Linked DNA regions of Homo sapiens: region 1 is linked to region 2. The links are chromatin contacts, found by Hi-C or POLR2A ChIA-PET in ENCODE. All regions are on one chromosome and are shown on one strand. The core of a region is the stretch at or near the end of the contact, and the rest is flanking DNA. Distances in the headings are between cores, read along the strand shown.

The links. Hi-C counts contacts between places; a loop is a spot of excess contacts on that map. ChIA-PET counts read pairs that join two places held with the same protein, here RNA polymerase II (POLR2A). Pooled maps may share reads with other maps.
Region 1: a loop to region 2 is called in a map of B cell, with 6 times the contacts of the local background. The contact joins the enhancer-like site here to the promoter of TNIP1 in region 2. A Hi-C loop is called at or near these places in 19 of 168 maps with a recorded cell type or tissue (B cell, CD4-positive, alpha-beta memory T cell, CD8-positive, alpha-beta T cell and 14 more), 32 of 37 single-sample maps with no recorded cell type and 25 of 50 pooled maps. POLR2A ChIA-PET finds 5 or more read pairs at or near these places in 23 of 52 experiments (AG04450, B cell, CD4-positive, alpha-beta T cell and 17 more).

The regions. Positions count from the first base shown.
Region 1 is chr5:151,120,967-151,126,585 of GRCh38, forward strand. It overlaps ANXA6 (annexin A6), which reads right to left. Exons shown (of 26, transcript NM_001155.5): 14 at 5,436-5,514; 15 at 3,320-3,401; 16 at 1,951-2,045; 17 at 1,181-1,294. Among named protein-coding and RNA genes, the nearest start is that of ANXA6, 34 kb to the right of the region's middle. RefSeq lists enhancers at 2,879-3,379, 5,188-5,347. Within about 2 kb of position 3,010, at least 21 of the 41 ENCODE cell types and tissues checked have a DNase peak (open chromatin) inside an H3K27ac peak, as active enhancers do; they include B cell, CD4-positive, alpha-beta T cell, CD8-positive, alpha-beta T cell and 5 more, where a contact is called at or near this core.
Region 2 is chr5:151,079,315-151,084,918 of GRCh38, forward strand. It overlaps TNIP1 (TNFAIP3 interacting protein 1), which reads right to left and starts at 1,720. Exons shown (of 18, transcript NM_006058.5): 1 at 1,566-1,720. RefSeq lists cis regulatory regions at 1,232-2,020, 1,520-2,289, a silencer at 1,285-1,954 and enhancers at 1,830-2,540, 2,255-2,314, 4,127-4,236, 4,357-4,466.

The sequences.
Region 1 (5,619 bases), core at 1,760-4,259, 43 kb after region 2:
TGAAAATGGAAAGGATTCAGTTGGGTTACCTCATCGATCTCTTCTATTTCTGAACCCTGTGTCTTTAGATCGTTTGCTTTTTGGCTTAGGTATTTTAAGAAACAATCATCTCAATCTGCTTAGCCTAGGCAATGTTTTTATAAAGTCCTCTAGCTCCCCATTGCTGCCCTCCTCTTAATGCGCAAGGGGCCAAAAGCACTACTGGTTTTATGCGGTTGTCAAGACAGGCTCTAGAGTCAGAAAGACTGGTCTGAACCTCAGCTTTGCTACTTCATAGCTCTATGACCATGACCAAGCAACTTAACCTCCAAGTCTCAGTTTCCTCATCTGTAAAATGGGGACAAAATAAGAGCCCTGCCTTGTGGCTTGAGGAGGCAACTAATTGAACTAATGTACCTAACCTGGGAGAGTTACCATATGCTCTTTATAAACAGTAGCCATTAGTACAATTGGTACCTTGGGAAGCAAAGCAGTTCTAGCAACTTCTGGGCCAGGACATAATGCTTTCTTGTTTAATGTAGGGTCAGGTCTTCGGAGTTAACAATGCCCTTCATACCTGTGACCTTGATTGACCTGTCCTAGTTTGAAGGGCAGAGGTGACCATTTCCATTTCCCAGATGAAGGCACAGAGGATTGGGAAGTGTAAGGAATGGCCCAGTCACACTGTGAGTGAGTGGCAGGTCTAGGCTGGAGTACAGACTCCAACTGCTGGTGCTTTCGTTCGAGACCCACCCCACTTCCTCCAGCGGCTCCATGAGACCCTTCTGACACCAGTGGGCATGTGACTTAAGCTGAATCAACTTGGAGTAAATGCCAAGCCTGTTGTTGGAGCTCCTAGGAAGAAGGAACTCTTTCTGCTGGAGCCGCTAGCTGGCGGGATGGACATATGCCACCATGAGGAGAAAGGCTGCCTGAGAGTGAAGCCAGAAGGGAGGACAGCAGAGCCAAGACAGGGGTGAGCCAAGGGTCCACAGAACATCATTTGAGTCTCTGGACTCAGAGCTAGTCCTGTAGTTTTCAGTTATAGGAGCCAACATCTCCTTTTGTGTTTATGCCAGTTTGAACTGAGTATGGGAGGAGTTCTACCAAGAAGTTACAGCTAATCCACCTGGGCTTATGAGGATCACCTGTATCCCTATTGGCACCCGCAGACACTAGACCCCCTGGTGCCACACTGTACCTCCATGGCCTTCTTCAACTGCTTGGCATCGTAATGGGCCGGTGGCATCATGAGCCCCAGAATCAGCCTTGCCAGGTCTCCAGAGATCTCAGACTTCAGGTCAGTCATTAAGTCCTGCAAAGGGCAGAGCCACAGTCATGCCAACATCAGCACTTGCCCACACATGACTCAGGATGGGAGAGATGGAAAGAGAAAACAGGGGTTCCACATGAGGGATCATGGAAGCTTGTGTCTGTCTTTGCTGATGTTGTACTTATTATTTAGATGAAGCCAAAGAGGGTAGGGAAAAAACAACCAGGAGGAAGACCCACTCTCCTTGACACAGGAGACAGGAACGGGAAGGCAGCAGAGCTGAAGGACACTGTTTCCACTCAGGGGGAAATGCATCAACCTAAGCCAGATGCCACCAATGTGCAATAATCCCTGACACTCAGTTGGGGCCTTGAAGCCAGCTCTGTCTGTGCAGAGGAATTGCAAGATGCCCAAAGCACACTGAAAACAACTCATAGCCCTGATCTTGGCCCCATGCTGTGCCTCTGAGTCCACTGAGCAACTCACACAAGTGTTGCCCATCACAAGGAACTGGGGGCATGGAAAGATATGTCTGCCCAAACCCAGTGCTGGAGACACTCTGAGATCATATGACCACACAGGGTCCCTCTGCCATGAAGACCCTGGTGCCCAACTGTGCAGAACCGATGGGGACAGGCTGAGCTCAATCAGGCAAGGTGCATGCATGTTGCACAGAGAGCCCAGGAGGAGGTCCTTACCCGGCCAAAGTGAGACTTGAAGGTCTGCCGGATCTGCTGCCGCTGGACATTGCTGCGGTGCGTGATGATATCGATGATTGTGTCTTCGTCAGTCCCTGAGTCACCAAAGCCACATGCCTCAGAAGAAGGCCTGTGGCTCTCGGCTTTCCCCATGCACCGCCCACTGATGGCCCCTCATCGATCTTTGTCAGGGTAGAAGCCTGGCTAAGCGGCCATGTGCTCCTGAGTCCCTGCAGTCCGCTTGCCTATGGCTCAGGCCACTGATTTCTGCTGGACTCCTCCCTCCCTTTCCTTTTGACACGCTGAGGAAAAAGGACAGCTGGGAGGTAGAGAGCACTGGGTTGGGAGTCAGTGCCTCTGAGTTCTAGTTCTGGCTCTGGCAATGGCTGCCCACCCTGGGCAAGTCCCCTTCCCTTGATGGGACTTGGTTTCCACATCTGTAACATGAAGAGGCTGGAGTAGTCACCAAGGGATCCTTCCAACCCTGACAGTCCAAGTCCTGTTAGCAACTCTATGTCCTTTCTCTTCAGCTCTCTGGAAGCTGGACCCTGAGTCCCTCTAACCACAGCAGGTTGACTCTGGAAGGCATTAGAATATCACTTCCTGCTTCTCAGATTAATGCCATCAACCACAGACCCAGCACAGGGGTCTTTCATGGCATTTTTACCTCTAGCATCCTACAGTCCCAGGCGAGCTTGGCAGGTATCATCATTCCCATGAGACACATGGAAAGGAGGCTCAGGAGGGTGATGGACTTAACCTAAAGCCTCCTGGGAGTTGCTGTCAGACAGATGGGGCAGAAAGGCAAAGAAAGCCAAACCCTAGATGGCCTGTCCCAGGCTGGACTTTCTGAGCACAGGCCCAGCTGATCTGAACCTGTGGGTGCAGTACTCTTCCCACTGGTGCCAAATATAGGTCTGAAAGACCTGCCCAGCAGGGCACACTCCCACCACAGAATGAGGGAGGGCTCTTGGGTTCCAGGGTCCACAGCCCTGATTTTACACATAGGGAAATTCAGACCCAGAGTGGCGGAGAGGCTCACCCAGAGTCACACGGTGAGTCAGCAGCAGAGCCAGGGCACCATGCCAATTTTGTGACCTGGTACTTTCTTCAGTGCCAGGATACTGCTTCCAGGAGGCTGGGGGACACCTTGGTCCCTGGAAAGGGCTTCTGCCAAGTTCCTTATGAACCCTCTCCTGCCCCTCCTCTCTATACTCTGGGAGCTAGGAGGGTGGAAACTTGAGATCAAGCCTTCCTCATCCTGCAGACTCTAATTTGAAACCTCACTCCATCCCCTGCCAGCCCACGGCCAAACCCACCACACCTGCTGCCCTGGAGACCAACCCTGCTCCCTTCCCATCCCCCATACCGAGTCCCTTCATGGCTTTCCGCAGCGCTTTGGCATCTGCGTCAGGGTTGAAGTCATTGGCTGGGCGCACAGTTCCCTTCAGCTGTGAGAAGCAGAAAGAGACTCAGCAGGTGTCTGAAGGCCCCCCTGGGGACCAGGCTGAAAGACAGCATGCGAGGGTGGGAAGCTCACCCCATGAGCCCAAACCAAGCGGCGTGGGTGGGGAAAGAGGCAGAGGTGAAGCCACAGCAGACAGACCCTGCACGAGAGCTGAGAGAGAGAGAGAGAGAGAGAGAGAAAGAGACAGAAAGATATAGAGAGAGGGAGAGAGGGACTCAGGGCTGGGAGCAGGGCAAGTCCTGATCAAGAGAAATTGGCTAGGCTCCCGCCTGCCACGGGATCTGCCTCGGTTCTAGTGCCCCTTGGCTGCTTATTCCACCGGGGCATCCCCAATTCTTCTGAATCCTACCCTGCCCCCGAGGCCCCCTCTGCCTCTTAAAGAGTCATTCCCCCTGAAAAGGCAGCAGAAAAGTTCTGAAATACCAGAACAGAGTTTCCCAAATTTCAGTCACTCCTAAAGGACTTTCACTATTCCAAATTAGCACACACACTATGCCATCTCTTAATGGTTTTATGTAATTCAACTTCTTTTCTGTCTACTTAAATGCATCAATTTTTGAAGTGCATTTAAAATTACTCCCAAAAGGCAAGGAATTGTATCCGTTTTATCCTGTTACATATCCCAGGTGCCTACAACAGTGTCTGACATAATAGGCACACTCAAAAAATAATTGTTAAGTGGATTAATGAGGCTTGGCACAATGGCTCATGCCTGTAATCTCAGCACTTTGGGAGGCCAAGGCAGGAGGATCGCTTGAGCCCATTGGTTCAAGATGAGCCCAGGCAACATGGTGAAACCCTGTCTCTACACAAATTAGCCAGGTGTGGTGGTGTCCACCTGAGGTCCCAGCTACTTGGGAAGCTAAGTGGAAGGATCACCTGAGCCTGGGGAGGTGGCAGTGAGCCATGATCATGCCACTGTACTCCAGCCTGGATAACAGAGTGAGACCCTGTCTCAAAAAAAAAAAAAAAAAAAGGAATGGATGAAATTAATTTTATATAACTACCATGAATTAGGAAGTTGATACCATGTATCATAAACTGACAATTTACCACAAAAATCAACATAATAAAAACAAAAGAGGTGATATACCATGAAATTTAACATGATGCCTCTACTTGCCAGAAGCTCTGAAACTTAAAGCGAGCTCTCTCAGCTTTCTCTTTGTGAAAAAGGAAAATCAGCAAGTGTTGCAGAGACGGCGGCACCAAACCAAGACTTCCTCTTTGACGTAATCAGAAACGCTGATGAAATTGGAAAGGAGTGCCTTTCTCATTCACTCTGTGGAGTTCAGCGTTATTCAACCCTGCCAAACTAAATTCACTTCTCACATCACCTACAATCATCTGCAAAGATCTCTTGCCTTATCATTTGGGGAACACTGTCCTAGAACATCAGAGCTCAAGAGCCCTAAGAGATCACCGAGATTGCCATGTTAACCCCTCACTTTAAAGATGGAGACATAGAGGCCCAGAGGGAGGGGGCACCTTCCAAAGGTTACATAGCGAATAAGTAACAGAGAGCTCCAAGGTCCCATGCTTTTTTGTGTGGACCAAGTGTTGCAGTCTCTGGAATGGTTTGCCTAAAGTACTTTAGTGAAACCTTTCATTCCTGTCCTTTGTGGACCCCCAGTCTGAGGATGCTCAGGAGGACAACCTGAAATCCTCCAGTGCACCCAGGGATGCCCATCTGTTCTCAGCTTTCATGTCTCTGAGGCCAACTGTTTCGACTCCAGACGGGACAGGCCCCTCCATGGAACCAGCCAGGTCTCCATTTCAGCAAGCCCTGTTAGTAAGTGGGCCAGAACCCTTTCCAGCGTGTCAGAAGCTAATGCAGAAACCAGGTGCGCCCCTCCACCAGTTCACCACTCCAAGGGAGAAAAGGAAGCTTCAGATGTGAGAATCAACGTGTCGGGTTGGCCGCCAGGGGGCAGCTGGGTGCCAACCAGAGCAGCAGGAAGGTGCAAGCAGAGAAGCTGTGGTCAAGAGGTCAAGCAGGAGGAGGGGAAGGTCTGACCTCTACTCGGGCCACTGCACTAAGTTCCCACATCTGATAGGCCACCTGCGCTGCCTCCGGGAAGAACTGGCCAGCAGCACTGGAATGGAGGGGTTTAGGGAGAGGACAGGAAGGAATGTCATCATGGGCAACACTCACACCAACACACACACACACACACACACACACACCCCAACACATACAC
Region 2 (5,604 bases), core at 470-2,969:
TTAAGAGTTGTTAGAAAGATTAAGTGAGGCCGGGCGGGGCGGCTCACACCTGTGATCCCAGCACTTTAGGAGGCTGAGACGGGCGGATCACTTGAGGTCAGGAGTTTGAGACCAGCCTGGCCAACATGGTGAAACTGTCTCTACTCAAAATACAAAAAAATTAGCCGGGGATGGTGGCGAGTGCCTGTAATCCCAGCTACTCGGGAGGCTGAGGTAGGAGAATCGCTTGAACCTGGGAGGCAAGTTGCCGTGAGCCGAGATCGTGCCACTGCACTCCAGCCTGGGTAACAGAGTGAGACTCTGTCTCAAAAAAAAAAAAAAGATTAAATGAGATACGGAATGTAAGCACTGTGCCTGGCACATAGTAAGCTATTAGCATTATCAGTTTTTTCACTGCCTCAGTTTCTTCTGTTGCAAAACAGAGACCACCACGGGGATGCTGAGTTTGTACTAATATTCTACCCTCCTAATACAATTCTACCCTCCTTTGTCAAGGATTTTTTTAAAACATTCTGAGTCCCCTTTTCTGACCTCTCATCAGATGCCGAATTCCCCTCTATCACACCCCATTGTTTGGAAAATGAGTAAGTGCTGATTAAATCCCATTTTGACCGTACTGTGAGAAAAAAATGATGCATTAGGAATCTACACATTTCCCTGCACTGTCATTCTGCAAGGGGGTGGGGAAGGACGTTGCTGATTCTTCTGCATCATCCACAAAAGTCCCTCCCTCCCCCTACCAAAACACAATCTCTCACCCAGTCGCACAAAATTCCCATCTGCTCCTGTACGCACAATGAATGTACAATGCACACGTGCACACAAATGTCCTACAGTGGAAAGCTCAGCCTTCATACTCCATCCCCAGAAGCACTCCTGGAAACTCATCCATCCTGCACATGCACACAAATGCCTCCAACAATGTGCATACAAAATATGTTCAACAGAAATAGTATAGTAGGAACTCTGGAGCCAAATGCCTGAGTTCATATCTGACTTTGCAACTCACAGCTGTGTGACCTCAAGCTCCAAGTACCTCGGTTTCCTAAAGTATAAAATGGAGATAATAACAATATTAATGTTTAGGATGGAAGTGACAATTAAATGAGTCTAATACACGTACAGCGTTAAGATCAGCACTTGGAAAGCGCCCAATAAAAATTATTATTTTCCTCCTCGTGACATATGTACACTGCTTCCACAACTTGATACGAAAACTCCTGACGCCGCGTAGGCAACTCGTCTCCACAGGATAGACACCCAAAGGGCCGCAGCGCCGCCCGCACCCGGAGGGTCTGCGCTCTCTACAACCGCCCCACGCCGTTCCCAGGCGTGCTACCCCGCGCAGTGCGCACGCGCGCCCCCCACCAGGCCCAGCGCCAAGCAGGGAGTAGCGGCTCAGCCCGGCTTGGCCGCTGGCGGAGACGCCCCGGGACCCCGCGCGCCGGGCCTGGGTGCACAAGCCACCTTCCCCAGCTCGCTCCCCGCCGCCACCGAGGCTCTGGACGATCTGGGCCTGGCCTCCCTTCCTCCCCTCCATCCCCGCTCCGGGCCGGCCGGCTTACCCGAGGACGGGGAGCTTGGGGACACAGCGCCCCGCTTGCTGCGTCCAGCCCCGAATCCAGGGACGGGGCAGCGGCCCGGGCAAGGCTCCGGCCCCCCGTAGCACTCCTAGGGCTCCTGGACGGGGGCAGGGCACCCGGGCCGAGGACGAGGAAGTGCCGGGGGCCTGGCCGGGCCGCCCCACCCCTGGGAAAGTCCCCGGAGACTGGCAGGCCACTCGCCCAATCGCGCCGCGCGCTCCGGGCGGGCCCGCGGCCGCCTGGGGTGGGACCGAGCGAGGTAAACACCGGCTGCCTGCGGTTCCGGGGGCCCGCGGTGTCTCTCGTCCCTTCGGCGGCCTTCCCCTCTAGGAGCGACTTCCCTGGGGCCACCGTCCCGGGCCTGCGCGGCGCCTTGCCGCACTCCCAGCGCCGGAAGCCCCTGTCGAAGGCCTGGGGCCACCTTGAAAGCCGGAATTTCAGAGCGGAGGCGAGCCACAGAGACCACCCAGCCCCTTCCTTGTGCCGAGGGGAACACAGGCCAGAACAGGGAGGGGACCTGCCAAAAGGCACGTAAGCATTTGGCCCTAAGCCAGAGCTGGAGCTCAGGCCCCCAGAGTTCCGTCCAGGGCACTCCAGGACTCTTCTTAACAAAGCTATAGAAATTCCGAGCTGAAAAGACCCATAAAGACTCTACCGCGAACATTTTTTGCTCCAGACATTGTAAAGGATTCCCAGACATCGTAAACGCTTTGCTCCAGACATTGTAGATGCTTTGCGTGCATTATTTTCTTCGCACAATCACGCTAGGGAGGTGGGTTTTACTACCTTTTCTTAAATAATATTTGAGTCACAAAAAGGTTAGATGACCTCAGTAAGGGGCTGAATCAAGATTCAAACCCGGGTGGGCAAATCCAGAGGCCGCCTTCCACCCTACCTACTTATATGTGGGCTAGATAATCCCAACAGACTGGGATTTCCTAGACCGGTAAGGAACATAAACTTGCTTTAAGGGTAGGAAAGCTTTTTAAAAGCTTATCCTTTTATTTTTAAAAAGAAAGAAAGCTAAATTTTAATTCCAAAAAGTGGAAGGTCTAACCTTGGAATAAAGAACAGCTCTTTAAACTAAATATAGCTTTATGAAAAACCTATTGCAAAAGACCCATTTCACTGGTACTGTTGAAAACTTAGTCATTGACAGGCCCTCATCCTCAAAAAGAATTAGGGGAAAGGATTTGGGGAACTGTTTAATACACACCCTCATTTTACAGAAGAGAGACCCATCAATCAACTGTGACTTCGCAATAATACACACACAGATACTTGCCCAAATTATATACCTAATCTGGGGATTCTCCTATAAGGCTTTGTAACCTCCTAGGGTTCCTTCAGTTAATTCAACGGTGTTATCAGATCTTCAAAACGATATTCATTCTAGTTTAATTATGAAAAGAATTACACTTATGCCTTGATTCAGAAGGGAGGGAGGGAGGAAGCGATGCAAACTCCAAAGCACCACTGAGTCTCACCACTGGGGGATCCTACAGAGAAACTGGGAATCCTGGCCCTGGTTTACATAGCAGCTCCCAGGCATCGTCTCCACCCATCAGGTCCGCACCTGCCAGTTTTCTTCCTGCTCTTTGTGCCTGTACTTCCCAATTCTCTTCCTGCAGGGCTCTCTTCCTATTCCCAACCCACATCTTCTCCACCCCCACCCTCTACCCACTGAAAACTAAAATCTACCTAAAAATGGCTGGTCTCTAATTACTTGCATTTTGTTTCCACACTATTTCAGCTGTTTTTATAGCATGTCTGGCCTTAGCCGGGCAGACAGTTTCATTTCTCAAAGTGTCCGCTGGGAATTCTCAAGCTTGACATAAAAAAATGGCACTCAGTCATCTTTTTGTCTGATTTCCTAGTTCTGGATCCTTTTTCTTAACAGTTCCAATTTGTGAGAAAACTCATTTATTTATAAAGTCGTGACTGCCCCCACCTCTTCCATTCTTTGAAGTCTTGGTTTGTCTTCAGGACATTCCACCCTGTTAGAGACCATGGAGCCCATAGATAACAAACCCCTATTTGACAGATAGGTAAACTGAGTCCTCTGTCTAGAAAAGGACTTACTCTAGGCCACACACATTGAGTGACACAACCAGGGCCTTGGAATCCAGGGCCTTGGCTCCCAGTCCTGTGTGCTTGGTCCACTGTACCAAGTTGTCTTTACAATGACATGATTTTTCTCACTGCCTTGCAGAAAACACCACTGTCATAAACACAGGCTATGAATTGAGCTAATGGGATTCCAATCCCTGCTCAGCCACTTACTACCTGGGTGGCCCCTCTAAGCCTCAGGCTTCTGTCTGGAAAATGGGGGATAATATACCTATTCCTCATGTGAATCATGAGGATAAATTGGACAATGCAAATAAAGCCCAAGGCTCAGCACACAGTAGGCATTCAAGAAATGATAGTGGTGTCTAGATGTGGGCTGCATGCATTGGGTAGAACTTGGCTCTTAAACTCAGCAATGCAACCTCACCAGGCGCCATCCCACCATACACATCCTCTGTGAGACCCTAGCCTCTAGGAGCATGGCAGGAATGGGAGACAGGCCCCCTAGCCTGGCACTGCCTGCTACCCTGTGGTCTGGAAGGGGATTTCCAAGTCAAGAAGCTGGGCCTGACGCTGGGAGCTGAGTGACTCAGGCAGGTGCAACCTCTTGTTCTTCCAGAGTAATGACAAGCACTCGCACAAAGCCACACCCAGAAGGAGAATCAAACTGCCTTTGTTTTGTTTTGTTTTATTTGGTTTTGTTTTAAAGCACGCAACTTCTCGATCTCCTTTCTGCTACTCCCTCCTCCACCACCCCTACTGAGGTAGCTACAGAGTCAGACCCAAATACACATTTGAAGGTAATAAAAAACATATGAAAAATCCATCTATAACCAACTTAACTCTAGAGCAAGTTCCAGAAGAGGGGTGGAGGCTGCATAATAAAAGCATTAAAAGGTAACATGTATGGAGTATTTGCTGTGTGCTATCTCCGCGCTTTTATTCATAATTTGCCTCCCAACCAGCTTATGAGGTCGGCACCATTATCATCCACATTTCACAGATGAAACTGAAGCTTTGAGGTATTAGATGACTTGCCCAAGGTCTTACAGCACAGCAAGTAACCGGAGCTTGAAGATCCAGGCTCTTAAACGCTTAACACTCTTAAGCATCATGCTCCAAAGTCTTGCCAGCTAGCAAGACATAGAACTCAGAGTGCCAGGCTTGAAGGGTCTTTAGAAATGATCAACCCAGGCAGGGCATGCCGTGGCTCACGCCTGTAATCCCAACACTCTGGGAGGCTGAGGCGGGTGGATCACCTGAGGTCAGGAGTTCAAGACCAGCCTGGCCAACATGGTGAAACCCCGTCTCTACTAAAAATACAAATATTAGCCAGGTGTGGTGGTGGGCGCCTGTAATCCCAGCTACTCAGGAGGCTGAGGCAGGAGAATCACTTGAACCCAGGAGGTGGAGGTTGCAATGAGCCAAGATCGCGCCATTGCACTCCAGCCTGGGGACAAGAGCAAGACTTCGTCTCAAAAAAAAAAAAAAAGAAAGAAAGAAATGATCAACCCAGTCTTTTCATTGTAGGGCTGGAGCCACACCAAGGGCCAGAGAGCGGCAGGGACTTGCGGGAGGTCTTACGTTGAGTTTGTGATTCATACATAGGACAGAACCCAAGTATCCTTCTCCCAGCACAGTGCTGTTTCCACATACCCCACTGATAGGAAATGGAGCATCTAAATCAAACAAGAACATTCCTCATTGCATTAGGAGAATGAGTGAATCAGGGCCTTGGCTAGGGGAGAATGGAACTCGGGAGCAGCTAATGAACTAGGAAAAGAGCAGCCCTGGGTCCCTTCCTTAGATCCATAACCTGAGGCAATCTCAGGAGTGTAAGACCCTCCAGTGGATTCTAGGTACTTTTTGGTGCTGGGTGTATGTGTATGTTAAAGAGAGATTTTGGTGATAGTTAAATGAGAATGCATATCAAGCACATGATATTGACTAA